Linked DNA regions of Homo sapiens: region 2 is linked to region 1. A link is a loop called in an ENCODE intact Hi-C map of the cell type or tissue named here. Cell type or tissue: ovary. All regions are shown on one strand. Region 1 overlaps ZBTB46 (zinc finger and BTB domain containing 46). Region 2 holds the start of ABHD16B (abhydrolase domain containing 16B).

Region 1 (5,000 bases):
GTGTCTGGCTTCGTCCGCTGAGCATGTTTTCACGGCTCCTCTGTGTGGTGGCCTGTGTCTGTTCTTCATGCCTTTTCATGGCCACATAATATTCCATTGTGGGGATGGACCTGTTATGTTTATCCATTCGTCCATCGATGGACTTGTTGGCTGTTCCACCTTTTGGCTGTTATGGATAACGTGCTACGCGCGTCCTGGACGAGGTTTTCTGTGAGCTTTTGTGTCTTCATTTCTCGTGGGTATCTGCATGCGTACATGTGGAACTGCTGGGCCCCGTGGTGATTCCTGTACCTGATGTTGTGAGGACCTGCCGACCTGCTCCGCAGGAGGGCACCATGTTACACTCTTACCAGCAAGGTTCCAGGGTTCTGATTTCTTCCCATCCTTGCCAATATTATCTGATCTTTTTTGTTGTTGTTTTTGAGATAGGGTCTCACTCTGTCACCCAGACTGGAGTACAGTGGCTCGATCACAGCTCACCACAGCCTCAACCTCTCAGGCTCAAGTGATCCTCCCGCCGCAGCCTCCTGAGTAGCTAGGACCACAGGCACAACCCACCACACTCAGCTAATTTTGTTTTATTTTAACTTTTTGTCCTGCTGTGTTGCCCAGGCTGGTCTTGAACTCCTGTTCTCAATAGATCTTCCGGTCTTAGCCTCCCAAAATGTTGGGACTGGAAGCGTGAGCCACGGTGCCTGGCCTTTTTATATCCAGCCATCCCAGTGGGTGTGTGCTGGAACCGTGGCGTGTGCTGGAACCGTGGCGTGTGGTGGAACCGTGGCGTGTGCTGGAACCGTGGCGTGTGGTGGAACCGTGGCGTGTGCTGGAACCGTGGCGTGTGGTGGAACCGTGGCGTGTGGTGGAACCGTGGCGTGTGCTGGAACCGTATTGTGTGGTGGAATCGTGTTGTGTTTTGCGTTTCCTTAGTGATGGGTGATGCTGAGCATCTCTTCCTGTGCGTCTTGGCCATTTATACATCTTCTTTGGACAAATGTCTAGTAAGATTTTTTGCCCATTTTTATATTGAGTTACAGTATTTGCCTTTTTATTATCAGATATATAGGTTGCAATTTTTTTTTTTTTTTGAGACAGAGCGTTGTTCTGTCGCCCAGGCTAGAGTGCAGTGGTGTGATCTCGGCTCATTGCAACCTCCACCTCCTGGGTTCAAGCGATTCTCCTGCCGCAGCCTACTGAGTAGCTGGGATTACAGGCACGTGCCACCACGCCCGGCTAATTTTTGTATTTTTAGTAGAGATGGGGTTTCACCATGTTGGCCAGGCTGGCCTTGAACTCCTGACCTCAGATGATCCGCCCGCCTCGGCCTCCCAGAGTGCTGGGATCACAGGCTTGAGCCACCGCACCCGGCGTCACTTTCTTGGTAGTATCCTTTGAAGCACAGACATTTAATTTTGATGAGTCCAATTTATTTTGTTGCTTGTGCTTGGTTTTGTATCTAAGAACCTATTGCCAAATCTGAGATCATGCGGATTTTCTTCTAAGAATTTTATAGATTTAGCTCTAACGTCATTGATCCATTTTGAGCCTCTCCTCGTCTTTGCGAGATGGAAATACTGCCGCCCCAGGAGCCTCTGACTCTCAGGCCCTCGGCCCTGGAGCAGAGCAGGTACCAGGTCTGCAGCGCCTCGTCCAGGGAGGGCAACCCCGTTGTTCTGAGTTGAGCCGTCCTCCAAAGCCTTGGCTGAGACTCCACCGCAGCCATGGGACCTGGGTGGGCAGGAAAGGCCGGGCTGGGCCGAGGCTGCTGCATTGCTGGGGCAGGTGCCCGGCTCCCAGGGTGGGCTGGACTTGATGCTGCTCTGTAGCTCAGGCAGAAGCTGGTCGCTGTCCTTCTAAATGTGTCGCCTGTCCCACTTGGAGAGTCTGGGAACGACCCGTGTCTTCTGACGTGTGTCCCTCTGTCCCCAGATGCGGACCTGTCCGTCACCGAAGCCAGCAGCTCCGACAGCCGAGGAGAGAGGGCCGAGCTCTATGCACAGGTGGAGGAGGGTCTCCTGGGAGGAGAAGCCAGCTATCTGGGCCCTCCCCTCACCCCAGAGAAGGACGACGCCCTGCATCAGGCCACCGCGGTGGCCAACCTGCGCGCGGCGCTCATGAGTAAGAACAGCCTGCTGTCGCTGAAGGCCGACGTGCTGGGGGATGACGGCTCCCTGCTGTTCGAGTACCTGCCCAGAGGGGCCCACTCGCTGTCCCGTAAGTGCAGGCCCTGGGGGCCGCTTGGCTTTGGTGTGGTTTTGAAGGCTGAGGGTTGCAGGTCCCGGGCCAAGATGAGATGAGGCTGAGGGTCTGTCCCTGCTGCTCGGCCGCCTGCTGACCTCCCTGTTGCGGGAGGTGAGGATGCGGCGTCACAGCCTGGACTGGCCTCTCAGGTGCACGGGGGGCTGGCTTTAGAGTGAGGAGGGAATGGACGCGGTTGTGAGCGCGGCGGGCAGGGGAGCAGCCGAGTGCTTGCTGGAATGTTTCTCACAGGAGTCGTTGGCTGAATGCGAGCTCGTCCGGGTCGCGCAGGGGCCGGGGGTCTTTGTGCTCCAGAGACGGGCTCGGGCGCCCCCTGCCGGCCCCTCTGTCGCCTTCGTGCTGAGGCTCGTTTCGCGCAAGGGAGATGGGGGCGGCCGCTGCGAGCCGATTGCACTTGGGGGCCTCGCCTTGCGTTGCCTTCGCTGGATGATGCTGGTGGCGTGTGACTTTTAAAGATGCGTCGGAGGTTGTCTTTAAAACGTAAATGTCCCCAGCTGAATCCAAACGACGACGCGCCTGCCGAGATGTGGCCAAAAGTTCAGCCACTGCTGCGTGTCGGGCTCACCCCAGACTGACTGACTTCCTGACAAGACGGGGGCATTCAGCTTTCGGAGTTTAAAAAAACAAAGGGGCCGGGCGCGGTGGCTCACGCCTGCAATCCCAGCACTTTGGGAGGCTGAGGCGGGCAGACCACGAGGTCAGGAGATCGAGACCATCTTGGCCAACACGGTGAAACCCCGTCTCTACTAAAAATACAAAAAATTAGCCGGGCGTGGTGGCGGGCGCCTGTAGTCCCAGCTACTCGGGAGACTGAGGCAGGAGAATGGCGTGAACCCGGCAGGCAGAGCTTGCAGTGAGCCGAGATCGCGCCACTGCACTCCAGCCGGGGCGACAGAGGGAGACTCTGTCTCAAAAAAAAAAACAAAAAAAAAAACAAAAAAAACCCACCGCAGCCAGCCCCCAGCCAGCTGCCTTCTGGTCTCGCGCTCATGTGGGCCCCCGGGCAAGGCCTGGTGCTGGCACCTAGCACATAGCTGGCACTCAGCATGCGGCTGAGAGTGAGTGAGGCGCCTCCCGTTTCTCTCCAGGGGAGGAGGGAGCGAGTCCGGCATGAGATGCCCCCACCTCCGCGGCTGGGGTCCAGGCGTGCTGAGTGGTGTGGACACATTGTTTGCTGAGTATTGAGGGAAGTGAAGGAAGGAAACGTGCCAGCTGTCCTTGATGCTGGGATTTGGGAAGTATATCTGTTTCTCTGTTTCTTTACGCTGCTCTAAAAAACAATATTTTTACAACTTTGTTTTCATAAGCACTAAAATATTCTTTCGAATTTTCGCGTTGGTGTGAGCACTGATGCCAACTGTTTGTGGGTAATAAAGACTACATGTGGAAAGTGGTGTTCACCTTCCCTTTATTCCGTGTACTCAGTGAGGAGCCGTGTCCGTCGAAGGGTCTTGGCCCTGAAAGTGAGGCTCAGGGCTGAGCACTGCACAGACGGGACAAGCTGTGGGTGCTGGGCTGTCACAGACATCCTGAGGCCTCACTTCCCACATCTGAAAAACTGGGGGGGGGGGGGGGGGCGGGGGGTGCCACTTACACAGCTGTTGTGAATTCAAACAAAATAGCGTTTCTAAAATATCAAACACGGTGCAGGCAGAGTGTTTGTGATTTATGCTCCAAGATGTTGGCCCCGTCCCCTCTCAAATGCAAAAGTGTACTTGTCAGCAGAAATGGTTGGATTTGAGCAAACCCCGGGGTACTGGGGCCTTTCCAGGAGGCGGTGGCAGGGCATGTGGGCATCCTGCAGTCGGCCAGCCGGTCAGATGGAGCGCTGGGCACGTTTCGTGGGCGTCAGGAGGGACAGGCTGGGTGCGGCCAGCGGCGCATGCCCGTGGGTGCGGTCGGAGGGGGATCCCGGGCCTCCCTCACTACCCTCCCCTCCGACCGCCTTTTCACATGAGCAGCTTGGGTGCGGCCGGTGGCACATGCCCGTGGGTGCCGTCGGAGGGGGATCCCAGGCCTCCCTCACTACCCTCCCCTCCGAGCGCCTTTTCACATGAGGGGCTTGGGTGCTGTTTCCTGTGGATCTCTCAGACCGTCGTATACACTCATTCAGGGCAGGGACCCCAACACACCCAGTTCCTTTGCAGCACCCCAGGTACAGCTGGTGTGTCTTGGTCATTAAGAACGACTTTGGGAGCCTGGGCAACGTGGGGAAACCCCATCCCTACAAGAAGTTAGCCCAGCATGATGGTGCCTTGTGCCCGTAGTCCCAGCTACTCAGGCGGCTGAGGTGGGAGGATCGCTTGAGCCCAGGAGGTTGAGGCTGCAGTGAGCCATGATTGCATCATTGCCCTCCAGCCTGGGTGACAGAGTGAGACACTGTCTCAAAAAAAAAAAAAAAAGCCATTGGACTGAGGGGAAACAATTTGTTTGTGCTTTTTCTACTGTTTCTGCGTCTGACAGCCCTCCCTGGGTGTGGCTCCGTCCATGAAGCCTTTGCTGGTTTGTGTGTGCAGCAGATGGGGTCGGAGGGCACGGCTTGGCAGAAGATGTCGATTTCACCCGTGGCATACGAGCTGTGGGCCCTGTGGTGCCAGGTCTGACCTTGGGGAACACATACCCCAGCTCGGCCTTGGTGGCCCTGGCAGTTTCTCCCCTTCCTCGGGGCTTTTCTGTTCTGGGCCCCTCCTTTCCGGAAGCGAGCCCCGGAGCACGTGGAGGGAGTGGCCGCGGAGCCTGAGGCT
Region 2 (5,000 bases), 84 kb before region 1:
ATCGCCGCGAGAGGCACAGGGCAGTCTTAGGGGATACCGGCTCCCGGACAAGCCCTGATGGCCTTTGTGACCTGGCCTTCCAGGGCGGAGGGAAGGCTGCATCCTGTTGCTAGGTGATGGGTGCACAAAGGGTTCCCAGAGATGATGAACCCAAGGTTCTGCCCGTCCCCCGCCTTCGCCAAGACCCCACCAGCTAAACGCTCCCAGGCCCAGCTTTCCCACCCATGATTTGAGCAGCTACTGTCTCCCTCTTTCTTCCTTATTTATTTATTAAATTGAGATGGGGTCTCACTATGCTGCCTAGGCTGGTCTTGAACCCCTGGGCTCAAGCGATCCTCCCGCCTCCACCTCCCACAGTGTTGGGATTACAGGTGTGAGTCCCTGCACCCCGCCTCCACCTCCCACAGTGTTGGGATTACAGGTGTGAGTCCCTGCACCCCGCCTCCCTCTTCCTTAAATTTAAGATGGACAGCCCCACGGGCCAAAAAGGGACAGCAAGGCCTCCTCCGCCTGTACCAGGCTTGCTGTGGGTCCTGCAAGTTTCCCTTCAGGGTCTGCTGGTTTAAACCTCATCTCCCCAGGACGGCCGGGGTCAGAGACAGGGCTGCTGCTGCACCAAAAAGGCGGTATTTGCTCTCGGCCCGGCCCCTCCTCTCCACACCTTCCTTCTTCGGTGCTGACCAGAAACAAGCCCTCTCCTTTTCTGGATCCTCTTTTCACTGGCTGCCAGCAACAGCAGTGACCTTCTGGGGCGGGTCCTGCCTGGCTGGGGTTCCTCTTTCTCGCTCCTGGGTCGAGCCCCCACTCCCAGGCTGCGCCTCCCTCTTTTCTGGAGAGGTATCTTTTCTCCTGCCCTGGAAAGGGCCAGCCCACCTGAGGGCAGGGTCGGAAGCCGCCTGCCAGGAGGAGCCCCAGGGAAGAGGGCAGCTCCAGGTACTCAACAGCTCCCCAGACCAGAAACAAACATGCTACAATCAGGGAGTTTGGCAAATCCAGCCAGAGCCTCTGAGCCCAGGTGCCAGGCCCGCCTGGGACCCCAGCCTTCTGGGGAAGGGGTAGTTTCAGGCTGAAGCACCCCCTCTCTGCTCTCCTGCTCAGCGTCTGGGTTAGAGGCACTGCCTGACCCTAACAGGCCCCGCCCCTAGTTGGGGGAGTCAGCTGCTGCCTTTAGGGGTTGGGGGACAGAAGACAGGGACCAATTAACAAAGGGAGCGATTTGGGGGGCTATTACCCCCATTCTAGGTTGCCAGATAAAATACAGAATAATATGCCAGTTAAATTGGAATTACAAATAAACAAATACTTTTTGGGTATAAGTATGTTCCAACTTCTGCTTGAGACATTATTTTAAAATTGTTTATCTGAAATTCAAATTTAACTGGATATCCTGTTTTTTCTGTTTGTTTGTTTGTTTGTTTTTGAGACGGAGTCTCACTCTTGTCGCCCAGGCTGGAGTGCAATGGTGCAATCTCAGCTCACTGCAACCTCTGCCTCCTGGGTGTTCAAGCAATTCTCCTGCCTCAGCCTCCCAAGTAGCTGGGATTACAGGTGCCCGCCACCATGCCCGGCTAACTTTTTGTACTTTTAGTAGAGATGGGGTTTCACCACGTTGGTCAGGCTGGCCTCTAACTCCTGACCTCAGGTGGATCACCCGCTTTGGCCTCCCAAAGTGCTGGGATTACAGGCAGGAGCCACCGCACCCGGTCTAGATATACCCTGTTTTTAAATTTGTTTTTGTTTTGCTAAATCTGGCAGTCCTACCCCCAGGCACACACACAGTTGAGATCCAGATTTTCCTGGTTATCCAGCTTTGATCTCCGATTGGCTACTGTGCTCATTGGTCAAAGCCTGAGGACAAAGAGGGTGTCTCAGGGTCCACTGGTGCACCTGTCACACCATCCTTTCCACTGGGTCCTGGGCAGCAACAGGAGCCCTGCCCCAGGAGGAAACACACAGGGTACTGCCCCTGCAGCCAAGGGATGGGCAAGGCTTCCCCTGGGGATTGGTGGTTCTGGTCCTGCTCAAGTGTCCACCCCTGACCCTGTGGGGAAAGGAGCCTGGTGGATAGGGGTGGGGATGGAAACTTCTGCAGAGGGTGGGAGATGATTCCTTTCCCAGGAGCCTCTTTCATAAACTCAGCGGCTGCCTACTCTAGGCAGGTTGGGGCTGTGGGCCCAAAGGCTACCGGCCCATTTTGTGTGAGACCACAGGAGTGAACCCAGCAGCAGAGCCGAAGTTCTGACAGGAGGTGTCCCTGCCACCTCAGTTCAGATCCTGGCAGCGGCAGGAGTCCTGGAGGACTGTCCACGCAGGATGTTGGACGCACTAAACCTTATTTTGATTCCCCTGAGCAGATCCTGCTTGGAGGAGCCTCGTCCTCCTGGGGGCAGTCTCCCAGCTTGATCTGCTCTGGGACTTGTTTGGAAATGCAGGCTTTTCTTTAGCCAGGCCCACCTGCCCTTAGCTTCCCCCACAACAACCCACCCACACACACACACAGAGCAGGAAGTTCTTGAGAGGAGGAGGGGAGAGCCTGGGACCGGATTCTGAGGGGCAGAGGTCAGCGGGCTGGAGCCGCTGGCCCCCAGGGGTTCCATGCCTCATCCTGTGTCTGGCCCAGCCCCTGATCCCACCAGCCCACGGGAGTCCAAGTGCCCCAGAACCCCCGGCTCTGTTGAGACAGGAAAGCATGTGACAGGAAGGGAGCTGTCCCCTCTCCAGAAGAGCCCCCAGACGACCAGCTGCAGCAGCCATGACCTCTTGTGCCTCCACCGCCATCAGCTCAGGGAAGTGTCCACAAGGTGGAGGTGGGGGCTGTGTCCCTGCTGATCTGTTTGTGGAGGCAACCCCCACCTCCACCCCGGTGCCCTCCACGCCGACATCTGAGCGTGCACCCACCCCCACAGGGCCTGCCAGTCTCTGAGCCCTCCACCCCTTGGTTCCCACCCTCCTGCATTGGGCCCTCCTGCACTGGGGCAGGGCTCTCCCCCTGGCCAGTCCTGCCAACCCTCCTGCACTGAACCCTCCCTGGAGGCCCTTGATTTATGCCAGTGGAGCCTGCAGAGCCAACCTTGGAGAAGGAAGGAGAGGAGAGAGAGAAAACCAGTCCCAGAGGCCGGAGGGGCAGGAACCAGGATCAGAGCCCCTGGCAGAGGGCATCCGTCAGGGAGTGAGCCGACCCCAGCAGCCCTGGACTCAGGGAGCAGTGCCCAGGCCTTGGGAAAACTGAGGCTACCCTGGTGGGTGCGGGAGCTGAGTCTGCACAAACGCCTCTGCTCAGGAAATGGGGTGCAGGGAAGGTGGGGGTGGCTTGGAGCCCAAGGACAGGAGGGGATGCTTCCTGGAGGACGCAGGGTCAGGAGAAGGGGCGGAAATGGCCAAGACAGCTGCTGAACATCTGGAGTCACAGAGAATTAATTGCTCAGAGCCCTCAAGGACGGTGGGGTTGGTGGGGGAGTGGCGTACACTGGAGCCTTCTCCGTCCTGGCTCCCTGCAGGGCCTGTGCTCTGGGCCTCTCTCCTGCCCGGGATGAAGGACACCAGTGAGCAGCCCTCCCCAGAGTACCCCCCAACACCCATCCCAGTACACACCCCTGGGGGCCATGCTATGTATATGTGGAGGGCTCACTGTCCTCCCTGCCTACAAGCACTGCCACTGCAGCCTCCGGCCCCCCGACACTGGCATTTGGCTCCTCCCCAGGCCTGTTCCCCGTCTCCTGTGGGAATGAGCCAGGGTCTCTCCAGAATCCTTGACACAGTGCCCTGCATTGTCAGGGGAGGGAGTGGGGACAGCTCCCCACATCAAGGTAAAGTCTGGGTTGGGGTCAAGAGCCCTGCAGGGGCCAGGCCTGGTGGGTCGAGCCTACAGTTCCAACCACTTGGGTGACTGAAGCGGGAGGATTGCTTCAGGCCAGGAGTTCAAGGCTGCAGTCAGCTATGATCGCACTGCTGCACTAAAAAAAAAAAAAAGTCCTGCTGGCCTGTGTGATGTAGGCTGAATTCTTCTGGGGCAGTCTGCACCATTTCTGCAGACTCCAGTGCAGAAATGGTAGATCGTCCCCTGGGCCCCATACACACACTTTGAAGGGTATGTTCAAGGCCCAGGCTCACCCCGGCTTGGAAGACCCTAGAGCAGGGTCCTTTCTCTCACTGCAATAACCAGTTTTTGATATAAGTGCTCATTTTTGTTATTCGAAATGTAACATTCTCATCATACACAGTGACGCAGGGATGTGAAGCGATTAACCGTTCTTCCCACACTCCTCGTAGACATCCAGACTTGCTAGTCGGGACCGTGTCTTTCTCACCTTCCATTTGCCTACAAACATATACGTACAGAGAGTCTTATCTAGGGGTCTTCTGTCACTGGCTCGTACAGAAACAGACCTGGTGTTCATGTCACTCTGCAGCAGGCTTGCTCTTCTCCGAGGTGTGTCCTGAGCGCCACTGCAGTCTCGCAGCACAGGCCTGCAAATGCCCCCAGGGTTCCTGCCCTGGCACCACTGTGTCCACTTCTGCTGTCGGACACACGGGCTCCAGACCTCTCCCCGCTGCAGACACAGGGCATCGCGCACTTTTGTTCAAGGACCCTGGCCTCTAGGGGCTTTTCTTTTCTTCTTTTCTTTTCTTTTTTTTTTTGAGACGGAGTCTCGCTCTGTCGCCCAGGCTGGAGTGCAGTGGCATGTTCTCAGCTCACTGCAAGCTCCGCCTCCCGGGTTCACGCCATTCTCCTGCCTCAGCCTCCCAAGTAGCTGGGACTACAGGCGCCCGCCACCACGCCCGGCTGATTTTTTGTATTGTTAGTACAGACGGGGTTTCACCGTGTTAGCCAGGATGGTCTCGAGCTCCTGACCTCGTGATCTGCCCACCTTGGCCTCCCAAAGTGTTGGTATTACAGGCGTGAGCCACCGCGCCCGGCCCCAAGGGGGTATTCTTAAAGCCAAGAGCTTTGCCCCAGTTGCTTTTCCACAGGTTGTGGTTGTGTCGCCTGCCAGTCTTTG

What was found. Peaks named below come from ENCODE experiments on the same cell type or tissue, not always from the same donor. Only the 100,000 strongest peaks of a DNase experiment are listed, where the experiment ranks them.
Region 2: it touches region 1 in a loop (3-fold over the local background); 75 of 110 quality-filtered maps call a loop at or near these places.

The regions. Positions count from the first base shown.
Region 1 is chr20:63,772,889-63,777,888 of GRCh38, reverse strand. It overlaps ZBTB46 (zinc finger and BTB domain containing 46), which reads left to right. Exons shown (of 5, transcript NM_001369741.1): 3 at 1,927-2,211. Among named protein-coding and RNA genes, the nearest start is that of ZBTB46-AS2, 32 kb to the right of the region's middle. RefSeq lists an enhancer at 4,570-5,000. In ovary, a CTCF peak has its summit at 2,528 (motif pointing left); a DNase peak (open chromatin) is centred at 2,574; H3K4me3 peaks cover 600 bases; H3K27ac peaks cover 3,067 bases.
Region 2 is chr20:63,856,506-63,861,505 of GRCh38, reverse strand. It overlaps ABHD16B (abhydrolase domain containing 16B), which reads right to left and starts at 8. Exons shown (of 1, transcript NM_080622.4): 1 at 1-8. ABHD16B-AS1 (ABHD16B antisense RNA 1) reads left to right here. Exons shown (of 2, transcript NR_165314.1): 2 at 1-291. RefSeq lists a silencer at 2,801-2,960. In ovary, CTCF peaks have their summits at 2,207 and 2,406 (motif pointing right); DNase peaks (open chromatin) are centred at 749, 2,385 and 3,305; H3K27ac peaks cover 3,309 bases.